2 separate regions of the Homo sapiens genome follow, and region 1 is linked to region 2. Evidence: read pairs that join two places in POLR2A ChIA-PET (ENCODE). Cell type or tissue: PC-9. All regions are shown on one strand. Links, peaks and the distances in the headings refer to the core of each region. The heading gives the core; the rest is flanking DNA. Region 1 has its middle 18 kb from the start of SLC16A11. Region 2 overlaps ACAP1 (ArfGAP with coiled-coil, ankyrin repeat and PH domains 1).

Region 1 (9,156 bases), core at 581-5,580, 280 kb before region 2:
ACCAGCCTCGGTCTCCCAAAGTGCTGGCAAACTCCTGACCTCGTGAGCCACTACACCCGGCCACTTTTACATTTTTTTATACAGATGGGGGTCTCACTTTTTTCCCCAGGCTGGTGTCAAACTTCTGGCCTCAAGCAATCCTCTCACCTCGGCCTCCCAAGGTGCTGGGATTACAGGTGTGAGCCGCTATGCCTGGTGGAGCGTCTTTTATAAGGTCATAATCCCATTCATGAGTCCCCCATTCTCATGACCTCGTCGCCTCCCAAAGGCTCCACCTCCAAATACCATCACATTAGGCTTTAGGAGTTAACATATACATTTGGGGGACAGGGAAACACAGACACATTCAGTCTTTGGCATCCCACATATCAATAAAACTAGAGCTAGGAATGCTCCAAAATTAGCTTATCAGTGTCTCAATAACATCATCAAAGACTAAGGTTCTTCCCACATTTTCAGTCTATCCCCTCAGTGTTTTAGCTTTTTCCTCGTAAGGTTGCAACGTGGTTACTGCAGTTTCAGATATGGCATCTAGGCATAACCAAGTGCAGAGGAAAATGAGCACGTCTCTTCCAGTGTGTGCCCCTTAGCACCAAGGATCTTTTATCCTACAGCCCCCAGCAGACAGCCCCTCGGCCATTGACAGAATTATGCCGTATGTCTATGATTAAACCAGCCACTGACAAGGGGGAAGGTTCCACCATGATTGACTTACTTTCATCAGGTCCTGCCTCTAGGACTAGGCTGGAGCCACCCTCACCTGAAGGTTATACTGTACCTACATTGCTGTTGTAGAATAACATAAATTCCTAAACACCAGTTGGGGTCAGTTAAGAGAGGACAAAGCTATAGTCAATGTTGCATAGAAAACCAAGAGTGGTTTGTTTTGTTTTGGTTTGTTTTAGACAGAGTCTCGCTCTTGTTGCTGAGGCTGGAGTGCAATGGTGCGATCTCTGCTCACTGCAACCTCCGCCTCCCGAGTTCAACCAATCCTCCTGCCTCAGCCTCCCGAGTAGCTGGGATTACAGGCACCCGCCACCACGCCCAACTCATTTTTTGTATTTTTAGTAGAGATAGGGTTTCACAATGGCCAGGCTTGTTGCGAACTCCTGACCTCAGGTGATCCACCCTCCTCGGCCTCCCAAAGTGCTGGGATTACAGGCGTGAGCCACCGCGCCCGGCCCAAGAGTGTTGACTAAACCATCTAGAACTCCCTGTTGGTGCCTGAAGGGGACTATTCTTGGGAATCTGGTGAGGTTTTTTTGTTTATTACTAGTAATGTGATTTGTTCTGATTTTTACCAGCAATTCCTCCCTCCCCCACTAAACATACACTGCCCAAGGGGCAAGAAGAAACACCTACACTGTGTGTGAAGAACCTGGCATTCTGTCATATCTGGCATGGGCATCAATGGTCCATAGGCATCAATGTAGCAGCAATGAATGAATGTGTATCTCTCTTCCCCAGCCTAGATGACTACAGCTCAATTCTAACTGGTCTTCCTGCACAATGTGGATTCCACAATGTTGATAGAACCAGCTTCTAGGTTCAGGAAGGAAACCAGGCTGATTCTCAGGCAGGAGGAGGCAGAGTACGTATGACTCAATCCCTCTTTGCCTTTAATGAAAGTGACGGAGAAGATTTTCCGCTTAAGAAGGAGGATACCCTGAGAATTTATAAAAGCCTGAAGAGCAGTCGTGGAACACAGAGGACAGCAAAGGCAAGAGAGGGGTGATTCCAGTTCCTTACGTCGAGAAGTAGAGACCTGCCTCTACCTCAGTATTTGCTCTGATTGGATGTTGTGAACTGGTAAAGATTTCTGGATTAATGTGAGTGGTCAGAGGGCAGGGGAGCATAATGGCAAATGAGGTCACTTCCTATTCACTCATGTCCCTCTGATAGAGGGACAGAACCCAAATGTAGCTCAACAGTTTTGCTGATGTATGGGAACAATTCCTTTCAGTTTTTTTGCAACTGCCATCTAAACAGTTTTTCTACAGACGTCCAAGGCAGTCTCATCTCATTCTGTTCCTTGTGAGCTTCTGGAACAGAATTACTCCATTCCTAGTCTCAGTTCATCATGGTCAAGGTATAAAACTGGAGAGCTGGCCAGGCATGGTGGCTCACGCCTGTAATCCCAGCACTTTGGGAGGCCAAGGTGGGCAGATCATGAGGTCAGGAGATCAAGACCATCCTGGCTAACACGGTGAAACTCCGTCTCTACTAAAAATACAAAAAGTAGCCAGCCATGGTGGCGGGCACCTGTAGTCCCAGCTACTCGGGAGGCTGAGGCAGGAGAATGGCCTGAACCTGGGAGGCAGAGCTTGCAGTGAGCCGAGACCGTGCCACTGCACTCCAGCCTGGGGGACAGAGCAAGATGCCGTCTCCAAAAAAAAAAAAAAAAACAAAAAAAAAACACTGTAGAGTTTATGTGTTAACTTCTTTATTTTATTTTATTTTATTTTTGAGATGGAGTTTTGCTCTTATCACCCAGGCTGGAATGCAGTGGCACAATCTTGGCTCACTGCAACCTCTGCCTCCCACATTCAATCGATTCTCCTGCCTTAGCCTCCAGAGTAGTTGGGATTACAGGTGCCTGCCACCACGCCAGGCTAATTTTTTTTTATACTTATAAGTAGAGACGGAGTTCCACCATGTTGGCCAGGCTGGTCTCGAACTCTTGACCTCAGGTGATGCACCCGCCTCAGCCTCTCAAAGTGCTGGGATTACAGACGTGAGCCACCGTGCCCGGCCATGTGTGTTAACTTCTGAATGGGCTGATTTTAGGTGGTAGTAGCTATGCCTGAGTGTATAGAAGGTATAAATATCTTGCTCTGTCATTCTTAGATGGTGCAAATCAACCTGTGGAAAACTGATAGAAGCGGTGCCAACTGCTCATTCTGATTTATTTAATGGGTTTCTTTTCTCATTCTGAAACCATTCTATCAAATGGCAATAGACTGTTCCTGTAGACCCCCATGAAGTAATCATGTACCACACGAATAATACACAATGAGATTGCTTTTTCACTTATAAAACATGACCAGTTATGACTCATTCTGACATTTCAAAGCCTAAGAATCCCAGGGGCACTACTAGAAGCATTTGTCTACCTTTCTAGCATGATTCATATATTTGCTTCAGATTGTGTTAACCCTTGCCATTCTTTTTTTCCCAAACCTGGAAGTAGGTTAACTGTAAGATAAGTGTATCTTCTCATTCCAGATGAGAGGCAGGATGTGCAGGTCACTTTACTCAGTGCCTGGCATTAAGCCAGTGGTGGACCCACTATGTGGACAGCTAAACTCCCAGCTTTCTGCCTTCCGCCAAGGGTCACACCGCATTCACCTTGTTACAGCCGCTAAACAGACTTGACTCAGCTTTCCCTTCAGAGTCATGAGACAGCTGCCACTGTTCCAAATCTCCTGCCCTCACAAGGAAACACCCACGACAGGAAGGTAACAAGCACAGCTCCTCTTTTACAGCCTTTTTTTTTTTTTTTTTTTTTTGAGAAGGAGTCTCGCTCTGTCATACAGGCTGGAGTGCAATGGCATGAACTCAGCTCACTGGCAAACTCCACCTCCTGGGTTCAAGTGATTCTCCTGCCTCAGCCTCCCGAGTAGCCGAGATTACAGGTGCCTGCTAATTTTTGTATTTTTAGTACAAAAATTAATTAGCCCGCTAACCTACGACTGGCTAATTTTTGTATTTTAGTAGAGACGGGGTTTCACCATGTTAGCCAGGCGGTCTCGAACTCCTGACCTTAAGCGATCCACCTGCCTCGGCCTCCCAAAGTGCTGGGATTACAGGTGTGAGTCACCATGCCTGGCCAATGGCTTTCTTACCTTGTGTGTCTGTGTCTCTTCTTGTAAGGACACCAGCCATATTGGATTAAGGGTATACCCTACTCCAACATGACCTCATCTTAATTTATTACGTCTGCAACGACCCTATTTCCTATTTCCAAGTAAGACCAACTTCTGAGATACTGGGGGTTAGAACTTCAACCTGTCTTTTGTGTGAGACGCCTTTGTATAATGAATAGTCTCTGCATTACCTAAATCCAAAGATTTTCTGTAGTTTATGACCCAAAATTCCTTTTTTTTTTTTTTTTTTTTTTTTTTTTTTTTGAGACAGAGTCTCGCTCTGTCGCCCAGGCTGGAGTGCAGTGGTGCGATCTCGGCTCACTGCCACCTCCACCTCCAGGTTCAAGTGATTCTCCTGCCTCAGCCTCCTGAGTAGCTGGGATTACAGGTGCCCACCACCACGCTCAGCTAATTTTTGTATTTTTAGTAGAGACGGGGTTTCACTGTGTTGGCCAGGCTGGTCTCCAACTCCTGACCTCAAGTGATCCGCCCGCCTCGGCCTCCCAAATTGCTGGGATTACAGGCGTGAGCCATGCACCTGGCTCCAAAAGTCCTTCTGATATAGAACTCTACTATTATAGGAGTTCAAACCAGTCCAGCCGAACAAGCACCACACATGTCTTCCACAGTCTCATCCCCTCCTTACCTAAAACTCCTTATCTCTAGGAGCAACCTAGAAAATTTTTATGATCACCAAAGAGCAGTTTTATCTCCTTCTAACCAAAGTCCTTTTTCAGAAGAGGGTCTTGTATAACTTTGAATAACAAAGGGTGTGTTTGCACAATTCAAGAGCCAGCATGAGAAGTTTCCTAAAATTGAAGAACAGTCTTCTTTCAAAAAGCATTCTTGCCACCTGCCTGGACAACATAGCAAGACCCCATCTCTACAAAAAATTTTTTTAATTAGCTGGGCATGCTGGTAGACACTTGTGACCCTTGCTACTTGGGAGGCTGAGGCAGGAGGATCCCTTGAACCCAGGAGTTGAAGACCGCAGTGAGCTGTGACAGTGCCACTGCACTCCAGCCTCGGTGACAGAGTGAGAGCCTGTCTCAACGGGAAAAAAAAAAAAGTGTTCTTGCCAGACAGAGGAACATTCAGGGTGGTGGTAGTTGTTTTAATATGTGAAAATGTAGCTTTTAAACATCACTATTTTGGCCAGGCATGGTAGTTCACACCTATAATCCCAGCACTTTGGGAGGCCGAGGCGGGCGGATCACTTGCAGTCAGGAGTTGGAGACCAGCCTGGCCAACATGGTGAAACCCCGTCTCTACTAAAAATACAAAAATTAGCCAGGCGTGATGGTGGACGCCTATAATCTCGGCTACTCCGGAGGCTGAGGCAGGAGAATCACTTGGACCCAGGAGGCGGCGGTTGCAGTGAGCTGAGATCGCGCCACTGCACGCCACAGCCTGGGCGACGGAGCCACACTCCATCTCAAAAAAATAAAATATACTCGGGAGGCTAAAGCAGGAGAATCGCTTGAACCCGGGAGGCGGAGGTTGGGGTGAACCGAGATCGTGCCATTGCACTCCAGCCTGGGCAACAAGAGCAAAACTCCGTCTCAAAAAATATAAAAATAAAAATAAAATAACACTGTTTTGTTGCATCAGCTGTGCCCGATCAGCTGAGCTTCTTCCCAGTCCCTGCCCCACTTTGAGTATGCTTAATGTATGGAGCCTGTCACCAACTGAATGCCCTAATTTAACGTAATCCCACTCCAAGCATTCCAGCTTCTCAGAGCTGTGACAACCTCCCCTTTCTGCCCCTCCCTGGTGCCTGCAACCTGCCCCACATCATCCTCTCCCAATCAGGCTGAATTGTTTGATTTTGTTTTCACTGTGGGGGTGACCGTTATAGCATGATCTTATTCATTTATCTGATGGCTTTTAATTTAAATCATACAATGTATGCAGGTAGAAAAATCCAAGCAGTGCAGAAAGACATTAAATGAAAGGCCTACAGTAGATAATATTTGGAGCAGCCAATGAAGTCTCTTTGTCACCATCATCAAACCCCTGTGTAAGCATTATCCTGCCCCACCACTCAGGCCTCAGTGACAGCTCTCCTTAGTCACAGCCCTAAATTGGGGGTGGGTATGAACAATAGACAATATAAGTCAGCTGCATTTCTGAATGGATTTTCAAACCTCTAACAAAAGCGAACTCCTGAAAGCCAAAAGGTGATTCTAGATGGCAAGAGTCAGGCCACAGAGGAGAGAAAAGATTTTTTGAATTTCAAAGGTTTGACTTTCAACACCAACAGCCAACGTTTCCAGGATGCAGATCATAGAGGTGACTGCCTAAAGCTGAGTCCAGAAATAAGAAATAAGACAATAATCCAATGCTAGCCTCACTGCATTGCAGAATGAGATACAGTTCCACTGGGGAAAGAGACAGGAGGATCAGAAAGTGAGTCATCGGTGTGGTTCATTGTAAAAGGGATCAGAGCTCTGTCCACTGATAGGGTCGAACTTCTGGGAACAAGGATGATTGAATGTGCATGGGGTTGGGGTTGAACAGAGCAGAAGGGGTTGTGCTTTGCTTCTCAGGTGAAGGGCAGGCAAAAGACATCAGGGAGACGCCCTTGCAGCAGCAGGCACCAGTGACAGAAGGCAGGGATGACAGCTGGTGTGTGGGCAAAGGGAGCCGAAGAAAAACTCTGAATCTCCCATCACCCCAAAGAGCAGCAAGAGAGTTATCTAAAGATTCCTGCATCCTCAGAGGTTTGTGTAAGAGGTAAGGTTGAGCCAGCAGACACACAGGCATGGTACATGCGGCAGGGGGGATGCAGGGTGACCTGTGTGACCAGGAGCCTGCAGAACAGAAAGAAGTGTGGACAGCTCAGGGGAGGAAGAGAGAGAAGGAGAAGCAGACACCTGCAAGGAGAAGGCCCCACTCCAAAGAGATACATCATCCCCAAGAAAAACAGGGCGAAGAGGGAAAGGAGAGAATCCAGAATTGACCGAGGCCAAAAAGGACAGAAAATCTAGCAGTGACTGGTGATTCAGAGTCGGCCAGGTGGTTTTCTGCTGTTAGCGATAATGTGTGCACCAGAGCACTGCCAGGGTCTGGCAGAGAGAACTAAGTAAAATTCCCGTGTGAGCCCTGGGGTTGTGGAATACCATGTCTGCTCCTTGGCAACCTCCTTCCCTCCACCCACCTCCCAGCACCAGGAGCTGAGATTACATCAGTGGAAGAGCAGCTGTGGTTCCCCCTCCTGGGGCTCTGTCCATGAGGTAGGGCAGACATCTGGACTAGCGATGGCCAGGGGATGGGAGCACAGAGGAAGAAGCCCAGAGTTACAGAGGGACTTAGAACCACAGGAAGTTCCTTTTTCTACAGGGAATGGGGCAGCCTACCCTGAAAGAAGTCATTTTGTTCTGTTTTGTTTGAGACAGCGTCTCACTCTGTTATCCAGGCTGGAGTGCAGTGGTGTGATCTCAGCTCACCGCAATCTCCGCCTCCCAGATTCAAGCGATTCTTCTGCCTCAGCCTCCCGAGTAGCTGGGACTACAGGCATGCGCCACCACGCTTGGCTAATTTTTGTATTTTTAGTAGAGACAGGGTCTCACCATGTTGGCCAGGCTGGTCTCAAACTCCTGACCTCGTGATCCACCCGCCTCGGCCTCCCAAAGTGCTGGGATTACAGGCATGAGCCACCGCGCCTGGCCGAATTTGACTTTTCTAGATTCCACATATAAGTAAGATCATGGCTCATTTGAAGGATGAGTAGATTCTAAACCAGGGGAAGATGGGGACTACCAAGGTGATCGTGAAGGTCAGTGGAGCAGCATCCGGGTCAGGGACAGAGGAGTGAACTCGGACCGTGAAGGCAAAGCTGAGCAGAGTGCCAGCCACAGGCGGATGGTGCAGTCACCTGAAATGTGTCCCATCATCTGAGTCGTCCCTCATTCCCAAGCTCCCACATATTCACAGAGGCCCATCCTGACATATATGCTGCCTTTGAAGGTCTGGACAAATACCTGAGACACACATGGGTGGTGTTGACTTCTCTCCACCCCAGATGTAGGTGCTCCTAGGCTGGGGATCTCATCAGCTCTTCCTGGAGTGGACGGCAACCAGGTGGGGGTTCTCCAGCTGGTGGAGTGTTCTCAGCCTCGGGCCAAAATGCCTAAAAGCAGGATGGCCGGTGGCAGCTGTCTTTGGGCTCTAACCAGCTCCCAGGGCAGAAGGTTCCCATGGAGCCTGATGGATAGAGGCCAGGTTCCCGTGGGGGAGGGCAACATGGCAGGATGAAGGCTGGGCATGGAGCCCTCCTCACTGAGGCTCTCAAGGGCAGCCATGTTACAGATCAGGTCATTGCAGGTCAGTCACCAGCTGCAGGACTTGGGGGAACATGGTCATCTATCCTGGGGACATACACAGATGGGCAGTGGGGGACAGCAAAGGTCCCAGGAGGTCAGACACCCCTAATCCCTTCAACAGTGCCTTGGCCTGGCCCTAGCAGCTCTCAAACTCTCCACACACAACATTGCAAGGTGGTCTCGAACCTGCTGAGTTCCTGCTCCTGCTTCTCCAGCTTGTTCTCCACACTGTACCATGTAGTGTCACTCACACTGCAGGCTGGAGGGGCTCAGTGGCTCAGCACTCACAAGGCTGCTCCCACCCATGCCTTTGTCCTGAGAGCCCACCAGACACTTCCACCCACGCTCCTTGGGGGTCTCTCACCTGCTTGCAGTTCCCGTTCATGTTTCTGTACCTTGATTTCCAGAGCAGTCACCATTTTTTGCAAGCTTCCACCTGGAAGATAAGGGAACTCAGTCCCCACGAGTCAGTTCCCCCCACTCCCCACCCAGCCTCACTCCAAGCCAGGCTCACCCTGGGAATTCAGTGCCAGAACCTCACCCACGTTGCTTGACATGAAAGGGCTGAAAAATTTTCAGGGACTGCAGGTCCATCTGATGTGGAGAAACTGATCAGGTGGGGAATGTGTTTGGGGTGTTCAGACCTGAGATTCATCAGGTGGCCTCTGTGCCAGCACTGAGCAGGGCACTCACACACAGTGTCTCCTTCAGTCCTCACAGTCACCCAGCAGGGCAGGCACTATCGTAGTCCTGATGTTATAAAGGATGAAACTAAGGCTTAGAGAGGTAACGTGATCTGTCCGTGTTGTACAACTAGTAAGAAAGAGCCAGGATTCAAGGTTCTGGTGTGTTTGACTACAAAACACCTAGTGCCTCCTCATGGATCCATCACCATCATCATCACAGCCCAACACTGCCCTCATGTCTCTCCCACAGTTGCCACACAGCTGGCCCAAAGCTGCCCT
Region 2 (9,156 bases), core at 1,525-6,524:
TTCAATACTGGGCTCAAGTGATCCTCCCTCCTCAACCTCCCCAGTAGCTGTGCTACAGGCACATGCCACCACGCCTGGCTTTTTTAAATTTAAATTTATTTTTTGTAGAGATGGGGTCTCCCTATGTTACCTAGGCTGGTCTGGAACTCCTGGCCTCAAGTAATCCTCCCACCTCAGCCTCCCAAAGTGCTGGAATTACAGGTGTGAGCCACCACACCTGGCCTGAATTTTTTATTTTGAGTAAATTATTGACTCAGGAGACTAGTGAGGAGAGGTCTCATGTACCCATCACCCAGCTTCCCCCAGTGGTGACATCTTATACAATACTAGTACATTATTAAAACCAGGACATTAATAGTGTCACATTACAATTAACAATAAACTCGGCCAGGTGTGGTGGCTCACGCCTGTAATCCCAGCACTTTGGGAGGCCAAGGTGGGCGGATCACGAGGTCAGGAGATCGAAACCATCCTGGCTAACACTGTGAAACCCCGTCTCTACTAAAAATACAAAAAATTATTCGGGTGTGGCGGCAGGCGCCTGTAGTCCCAGCTACTCAGGAGGCTGAGGCAGGAGAATGGCGCGAACCCGGGAGGTGGAGCTTGCAGTGAGTGGAGGTCGTGCCACTGCACTCCAGCCTGGGCGACAGAGTGAGACTGTCTCAATAAACAAAAACAAACAAACAAAAAACCCCAATAAACTCTAGCCAAGCTCAGTGGCTCACGCCTGTAATCCCAGCACTTTGGTAGGCTGCGGCAGGTGGATCACGAGGTCAGGACTTCGAGAACAGCCTGACCAACATGATGAAACCCCCATCTCTACTAAAAATACAAAAATTAGCCAGGCGTGGTGGCACGCACCTGTAATCCCAGCTACTCAGGAGGCTGAGGCAGGAGAATTGCTTGAACCCAGGAGGCGGAGGTTGCAGTGAGCCGAGATCACGCCACCACACTCCAGCCTGCGGAGGTCGCAATGAGCCGAGATCGTGCCACTGCACTCCGGCGTGGGCGACAGACCAAGACTCTGTCTCTAAATAAATAAATAAACTCTATAGATCCTACTTTGATTTTACATTTTGCATATACTCTTTTTTGGTGTTTTTGTGTATAATTCTATGGTACTTTATCACGTGTATGGATTCCTTTAACCATCACCACACACCAATGGACACAAGGAATTCCTTTACAGTGGTACCCGACACCCTTCCCACACTTCTTTAATCTGTGGTAACCGCTGATTTGTTCTCCATCTCTCTACTTTTGTCATTTCCAGAATGTTCCATATATAGAATCATACACTATGTGACCCTTTGAGATTTGGCTTCCCCCTCCCCCCTCACTCAGAATAATGCTGCTGCCGGGTGTGGTCGCTCATGCCTGTCATCCCAACTACTCAGGAGGTCAAGGTAGGAGGGTTGCTTGAGGCCAGAAGCTCGAGACCAGCCTGGGCAACATAGCAAGACCCTTGTCTCTAAATAATGTTCTGTTTTGTTTTTAAATTAGCCAGGCATGGTGGTGTGTGCCTGTAGTCTCAGCTACTCAGGAAGCTAAGATTGGAGGATCCCTTGAACCCAGGAGTTCAAGGCTGCAGTGAGCTATGATCCCACCACTGCACTCCAGCCTGGGCGACAGAGACCTCAACTCTAAAAATAATCATAATTTTTTAAAAGATGAATGCTCTTGAAGTTTATCCAAGTTGTTGCACATATCAACAGTTTGTTCCTTTTTATTGCTGAGTACTGTTCTATTGAACAGATGTCCCAGTCTGTCACTAGTCCAGTGTTATGAAAGTTTCTTACTCATCTAAGGGGGAGGGGCTGAGATGGTAAGGAAAAAAACTAGACACAGAGTCCTCAGATTCACACAGTGATTTGTGAACATCCTTGTACCTTGTCACAGACAACCCATGGTGATGTCTGATAAGATTTGATCTCGGTCAGGCCAGGTGCAGTGGCTCATGCCTGTAATCCCAGCACTTCGGGAGGCCGAAGCAGGTGGATCACCTGAAGTCAGGAGTTCGAGACCAGCCTGGTCAACATGGTGAAACCCCGTCTCTACTAAAAATACAAAAAATTAGCTGGGCGTGGTGGCGGGCACCTGTAATCCCAGCTACTCTGGAGGCTGAGGCAGGAGGATCGCTTGAACCTGGGAGGTGGAGGTTGTGGTGAGCCAAGATCATGCCATTGCACTCCAGCTTGGGCAACGGAGCAAAACTCCGTCTCAAAAATAGAAAAATAAAAAGAGATGGGGTTTCACTATGTTGGTCAGGCTGATATCCAACTCCTGACCTCAGGTGATCCACCCACCTCAGCCTCCCAAAGTGTTGAGATTACAGGTCTGAGCCACCTTGCCTGGCCTATCAAGTCTCTTTGTCAGTCAAAAGAGCCAGATAGGATGGGCCCCAGGAGTACCCCGGCATTTCCTCTTGGCCCTGACCCGTGGTCTAGATGATGGATTAATATTTATGAGGGAACGTGCAGTGAGCACAGAATGGGACAACTCCTAGCAGTAAATACTATAGATTTTATTTATTTATTTATTTTTCGAGACAGAGTCTCGGTCTGTCACCCAGGCTGGAGTGCAGTAGCGCCATCTCGGCTCACTGCAGCCTTGACCTCCCGGATTCAGGCAGTCCTCCTGCCTTAGCCCCCCAGGTAACTGGGATTATAGGCACTTGGTGCCATCTCAGCTCACTACAGCCTCAGCCTCCCGGGTTCAAGCAGTCCTCCTGCCTTAGCCTCCCAAGTAGCTGGGATTACAGGCATGTGCCACCATGCCTGGCTAATTTTTGAATTTTTAGTAGAGATGAGGTTTCACCATGTTGCCCAGGCTGCTCTTGAATTCCTGAGCTCAAGCGACTGGCCCGCCTTGGCCTCCCAAAGGGTTGGGATTACAGGTGTGAGCCACCACGCCCGGCCAATACTGTAGAATTTAATAGCAACCAGGTAGAGCATCCAGACCATGCAGGAATCTCCACGGAGCTCTGGATCTAAGCAGGTAGGCAGGGCAGGAAGAGATATGTGCGAGTGGACAGGGAAAGATGTTTTGGAGGTAAGGCTGACAGAGGTGTTGGCGACAGGCTGAGAGGAATGGGCAGGAATTGGGTTTCAGGCCCAAGGCAGTGGGAGCAAAGACGCAGCGATAAGAACACAGCAGGTATGTGTTAGATACAGGGAGAGCTGGATGAGCCTGGAGGGCAGTGAGGCCAGGCAGGAATAGGGGAGCGCCGCCCTGGGCAAGGGGAGAGGAAGTGGGGCAGGTGTGGGGGCATCACCAGGTGTGAGGATGATGGCACAGCTCCCTGTTACCCTCCTTCTTTCCCAGCTCCTGAAACTGGGCACTGGTCTCCTGGAAAGTGGGCGCCATTACCTTGCTGCCAGCCGCGCCTTCGTTGTCGGCATTTGTGACCTGGCCCGCCTGGGTCCACCAGAGCCCATGATGGCGGTATGCGGAGGGTCTGCATCTGGGAGGGAAGGGGTCTGGGATGAGGAGGTGATGCTGTGGAAGAGGAGGGCTGGCCTGGGGTCTGCAGGTTCCAGGCCACAGCAGGGCTGGGCTGCTGTCCATGACAGCCGTAGCAGGCTGGGTCTCGAGTCGGGAGGGTGCTGCCACCCCATGCCTGGTACTCTTTCTGTGCCTCTTCTTGCCTAGGAGTGTCTGGAAAAATTCACCGTGAGCCTGAACCACAAGCTGGACAGCCATGCGGTAAGTAGGGGAAGGTAAGGATTGTCGGGGTGGTGGCCAGGTCACCTGTGGTCCTGACCCCAGTCTACCAACTTCTCCTTCCCTCAGGAGCTTCTAGATGCCACCCAACACACACTGCAGCAGCAGATCCAGACCCTGGTCAAGGAGTGAGATGGGGCCGGGCGCAGTGGCTCATGCCTGTAATCCCAACACTTTGGAAGGCCAAGGCGGGAGGATTGCTTGAGCCCAGGAGTTGGACACCAACCTAGCCAACATGGCGAAACTGTCTCCACAAAAAATACAAAAATTAGGCCGGGCACGGTGGCTCATGCCTATGATCCCGGCATTTTGGGAGGCCAAGGCGGGCGGATCACCTGAGGTCGGGAGTTCGAGACCAGCCTGTCTAACATGGCAAAACCCCAGCTCTACTAAAAAATACGAAAAAAAAAAATTAGCCGGGCATGGTGGCAGGTGCCTGTAATCCCAGCTACTCAGGAGGCCGAGGCAGGAGAATCATTTGAACCCAGGAGGTGGAGGTTGCAGTGAGCCAAGATCGCACTACTTCACTTCAGCCTGGGCAACAGAGTGAGACTCTGCCTCAAAAAAAAAAAAAAAAAAAAAAAAATAGCCGGGCGTGGTGGCACATGTCTGTTGTCCCAGCTTCTTGGGAGGCTGAGGCAGGAGAATTGCTTGAGCCTGGAGGTCAGGGCTGCGGTGAGCCATGATTGTGCCACTGTACTCCAGCCTGGGTAACAGAGCAAGACCCGGTCTCAAAAACAAAAACAACAACAACAACAAAAATTTTTTAAAGGGGGAGTGAGATGGGAGAGAAGGGGGCCTTATTTCTCGGAAACCAGCCCTGCTGCCCTCTTCCCATGGCCACAGGAGCCTCCCCAGTGACGGAGTTGTGAGATTGGGGGTTTCTGGTGTCCTGACTTCCGTCCCAGGGATCACCTTGGGTTTCCCACGTTGCAGAGACTAACTGAAAGGACATGAGGGCTTTACCCTGGGAATGCTCTGCTGGGGCAGGTGGGTGTTAGCTGCGATTCTGTGTTATTTTCCCATCCTCAGAGGTCTGCGGGGTTTCCGAGAGGCTCGCCGGGATTTCTGGCGGGGGGCTGAGAGCCTGGAGGCTGCCCTGACCCACAACGCAGAGGTTCCCAGGCGCCGGGCCCAGGAGGCAGAAGAGGCAGGAGCTGCTTTGAGGACGGCTCGAGCTGGGTACCGGGGACGGGCACTGGATTATGCCCTGCAGGTGCCTGCCCCAATCTGTCTTCCTGGGGTACCAGAGCCTCAAGTGTCACCTCGAGGCTTGGGGGTCTCCAGTGTGCAGTGGGAAGGGGTGCTGTGTCTTCAAGACTGATCTGGGGTTTTTTACGTCCTCTTTTACGTCCTCAGATCAACGTGATTGAGGACAAGAGGAAGTTTGACATCATGGAGTTTGTGAGTTGTGGCGGGGGTGAGGGCAGGGTGGAGAAGAGCCTGCTGCCAGCACAAGGGAATGGGGAGAGGGGTTCTTCCTCAGCCTTCCCACTGCCCGCCTTGTCCCCCAGGTGCTGCGTTTGGTGGAGGCCCAGGCTACCCATTTCCAGCAGGGCCATGAGGAGCTGAGCCGGCTGTCCCAGTATCGAAAGGAGCTGGGCGCCCAGGTGGGGCCCCAGGGCACAGCAGGTGGTAGAGGGAGGTTAGGGACTCCTAACTGGGGGGCCTTGGACATCTGAGATGCCCTTCCTGTGCCCAGTTGCACCAGCTGGTCTTGAATTCAGCACGAGAGAAGAGGGACATGGAGCAGAGACACGTGCTGCTGAAACAGAAGGTGAGGGGCCAGGTGCGGTGGCCCACGACCGTCATCCCAACATGTTGGGAGGCTGAGGTGGGAAGATTGCTTGAGGCCTGGAGTTCAAGATTAGCCTAGGCATCGTAGTGAAACTCCATCTCTACAGAAAATTTTAAAATTAGCTGGTGTGGTGGCATGCACCTCTAGTTCTAGCTACTCAGGAGGCTGAGGTGGGAGGATTGCTTGAGCCCAGGAGTTCAAGACTGCAGTGAGCTATGATCACACAACTGCACTTAAGCCTGGGTGAAAGAACAAGACCCTGTCTCTAAAAATAAATTTTAAAAAGTATTTCAAAAAGCAGAAAGTAAGGGCTAGGGCTGTGGGCAGGAGGCAGATGCCTATGGCCTTGGTGTCTGCCCATCTCAGTTGCCCTTTGATCCTCTTGTGCCTCCAGGAGCTGGGTGGGGAGGAGCCAGAACCAAGCTTAAGAGAGGGGCCTGGTGGCCTGGTGATGGAAGGACATCTCTTCAAACGGGCCAGCAACGCATTTAAGACCTGGAGCAGGTGAGGAGAGGACACCCCCAATCAGCCCGCCCCACCCAATGATGTATTTTCGAGTGGTAATAGCACACTAAGCACTGCAAGGAAAAACAGACGAACCCCCCTGCCTCAGTAGAGTTTCATTCCATCAGCAAAGACAGAGGATAAACCTAGTATGTAAATTACGTGCTATGTTAGAAGGTGATAGTGCTTGCTATAGGAGAAAGATGATAAAGCAAGGGATGTGGGGAGCTGGGTAGGGGTTACAGTTCTAAATAGTTGGGCAGTGTGGGCTTCATGAGAAGGTAACTTTTGAACAAAGACTTGAAGGATATCTGGGGGAAGAAAGTTCTAGACAGAAGAAAGAGCCAGTGCCAAGGCCCTGAGATAGCTGGGGAGTTGGAAGAGCAGGGTGGTGGCCCTGGGTCTGGACAGAGTGAGGGAGGAGGATGTGCAGGAGATGAAATCGGAGCTAATGGGGGCATGAGTCATTATAGGGCCCTATAGATTTTTGTAGGGATTTGGGGTCTACTCTGAGAGCAATTGGGAGCCGCTATAGGGTTTGGAACAGGATGGTGGCATGCTGTGACTTGACTCCTTTCCCTTCTAGGGCCACTGCTAGCCCACATGGGATCTCTGTACAAATTAGAAAATGGAGCTGCTTCCCCAAGATACTCTTTTTTCTTTTTCTTTTCTTTTTTTTTTTCTGTTTTTTTTGAGATGGGGTGTCACTCTGTTGCCCAGCCTGCAGTGCAGTGGCGCAGTCTCGGCTCACTGCAACCTCTATCCCCTGAGTTCAAGTGATCCTCCCTCCTCAGCATCCTAAATAGCTGGGACCACAGGCGTGTGCCATCACGCTCGGCTAATTTTTGTATTTTTGGTAGAAACAGGGTTTCACCATGTTGCCCAGGCTGGTTGCAAACTCCTGACATCAAGCAATCCACCCGCCTCGGCCTCCCAACTTGCTGGGATTACAGGCGTGAGCCACTGTACCTGGCCCCCAAGATTCTTTCTTTTCTTTTTTTCTTTTTCTTTTTTTTTCTTTTTTGATGGAGCCTCGCTATGTTGCGCAGGCTGCAGCACAGTGGTGCGATCTCAGCTCACTGCAACCTCAGCTTCCTGGGTTCAAGCGATTCTCCTGCCTCAGCCTCCCAAGTAGGTGGGATTATAGCCGCCTGCCACCACGCCTGGCTAATTTTTGTATTTTTAGTAGAGACGGAGTTTCACCATATTGGTCAGGGTGGTCTCAAACTCCTGACCTCGGGTGATCCACCACCCCCATCAGCCTCCCAAAGTGCTGGGATTACAGGTGTGAGCCCAGCCTAAATAGTATTTTTTAAATTGTAGCAATAGACATTTTATTAGAAAAAGAATTTTACTGCCATCTGCTGGAAAGTTGTCTTCATAACTATATGAAATCTGGGTTGTCCAAGATAGGAATAGCATCCTTTAGATGTTCCAATCTGCACAATTGTCCACCCTTCTCTGGAATGTCTCGTGGAACAGTCAGCCCAGGTGTCTGTCCTCTCAGTAAGATCCTCATGGGCAAAAAGCACAGCCTCTCTTCCGTCCCTCATCCTAAAGCTGCCTATGTCTGTAATGATTTCCTTCTCTTACAGACGCTGGTTCACCATTCAGAGCAACCAACTGGTTTACCAGAAGAAGTACAAGGTGAGTGGACCTGGGTCCTGGATGCCTGGGCCCCAGGGAGACTCAGCTCTTGCCTGCAGCTGGACATCTGGCCCCTTATCACCTTATCCTGCCAGGACCCTGTGACTGTGGTGGTGGATGACCTTCGTCTCTGCACAGTGAAACTCTGCCCTGACTCAGAAAGGCGGTTCTGCTTTGAGGTGGTGTCCACCAGCAAGTGAGTGCAATCCCCAGGGGTGATACTCTAATATATCTAAACAACTGCCAATCTGAAAGGCAGGGCCCACCACAATGGAGGCCCCCCATGCAGCTCCAGACTTTAATTTAATTCTTTGGCGGCTGGACTGGGGGGCCATTGTGGAAGAGGGTACAGGGTGATGGGGGATATTTAGGAGAATATTACCAACTGGTACAGAAGTCTTTCAATGCAACTGGAACTGGTTGAATACTGGCTGAATGTCAGTCTGCCCATGCTGCCACTTTGCTTCCCAGGCCTCAGACCCCTCTGCCATCTCCCTCACCCTCCTACCTAGGTCCTGCCTCCTCCAGGCTGACTCAGAGCGCCTCCTGCAGCTGTGGGTCAGTGCTGTGCAGAGCAGCATTGCTTCTGCCTTCAGTCAGGCTCGCCTTGATGACAGCCCCCGGGGTCCAGGCCAGGTACCTTAACCTGGGGGTGCGGAGCCAGGCTGCCTGTGGAGATGGGGCACCCTTTACCCTAGGCCCCTTGGCCACCCTTTCTTCCCCTCTCTCCCCCAGGGCTCAGGACACCTGGCCATAGGCTCTGCTGCCACCCTGGGCTCTGGTGGAATGGCCAGGGGAAGGGAGCCTGGGGGAGTCGGGCACGTGGTGGCCCAGGTCCAGAGTGTGGATGGCAATGCCCAGTGCTGCGACTGCCGGGAGCCAGCCCCGGAGTGGGCCAGCATCAACCTTGGTGTCACCCTCTGCATTCAGTGTTCCGGCATCCACAGGTTACTCCACAAGGCCCATGCGGGAGCCCCACTCCTTCGGGCCACAGTGCGGCTCCAATACAGAGCGCATCACACCGGCCCCTCTTCCTTCCCTGTCCTGGCTTCCTCTCTTAGCTTCTGGCTTTGTCACTGGGTACCAGGCCTGGGCCCAAGCCTCTGGGGTGCCAGTTGGACCCAGGCGGGCCTAGCCCCTCTGTGTCCTAGTCTGGCCAGAATTGGGGGATACCCAGAATTTGTTGGCTTGGTTGGAAGAAGTGTGGGGTCAAGGCTGCTGAGGGTGGGGGAGCCAGTGAAGACTAGGCAGAGAAACGGTCATGAGGCCTTAGCAAGTATCTAAGGCCCTCGCCCCCCACCTCAGTGTGGTGGAAGGGAGGTGACATGGGAGAGGTTGTCCAGGCCAAAGTGTCACAAGTGTCACTAGAGAAGGGAGGTGGCTGGAGTGATGAGGGCCTTGAAATGAAACCTAAGGAAGAAGGAATGGTGACGAGGCAGAGTCCTGCCAGGGCCAGGTCAAGGCTACATGGCGGTTACATGGCC

What was found. Peaks named below come from ENCODE experiments on the same cell type or tissue, not always from the same donor. Only the 100,000 strongest peaks of a DNase experiment are listed, where the experiment ranks them.
Region 1: POLR2A ChIA-PET joins it to region 2 with 7 read pairs; 3 of 35 experiments call an interaction of 5 or more read pairs at or near these places.

What each region holds. Positions count from the first base shown.
Region 1 is chr17:7,057,408-7,066,563 of GRCh38, forward strand. No RefSeq gene overlaps it. Among named protein-coding and RNA genes, the nearest start is that of SLC16A11, 18 kb to the left of the region's middle. In PC-9, for the core only: no CTCF peak of the experiment used is centred there; DNase peaks (open chromatin) are centred at 3,304 and 3,364; H3K4me3 peaks cover 315 bases; H3K27ac peaks cover 2,056 bases.
Region 2 is chr17:7,338,624-7,347,779 of GRCh38, forward strand. It overlaps ACAP1 (ArfGAP with coiled-coil, ankyrin repeat and PH domains 1), which reads left to right. Exons shown (of 22, transcript NM_014716.4): 3 at 3,325-3,444; 4 at 3,652-3,705; 5 at 3,793-3,851; 6 at 4,756-4,939; 7 at 5,083-5,127; 8 at 5,238-5,333; 9 at 5,426-5,500; 10 at 5,916-6,025; 11 at 7,621-7,672; 12 at 7,768-7,868; 13 at 8,185-8,308; 14 at 8,408-8,619. Among named protein-coding and RNA genes, the nearest start is that of ACAP1, 6.7 kb to the left of the region's middle. In PC-9, for the core only: no CTCF peak of the experiment used is centred there; no DNase peak of the experiment used is centred there; H3K27me3 peaks cover 1,303 bases.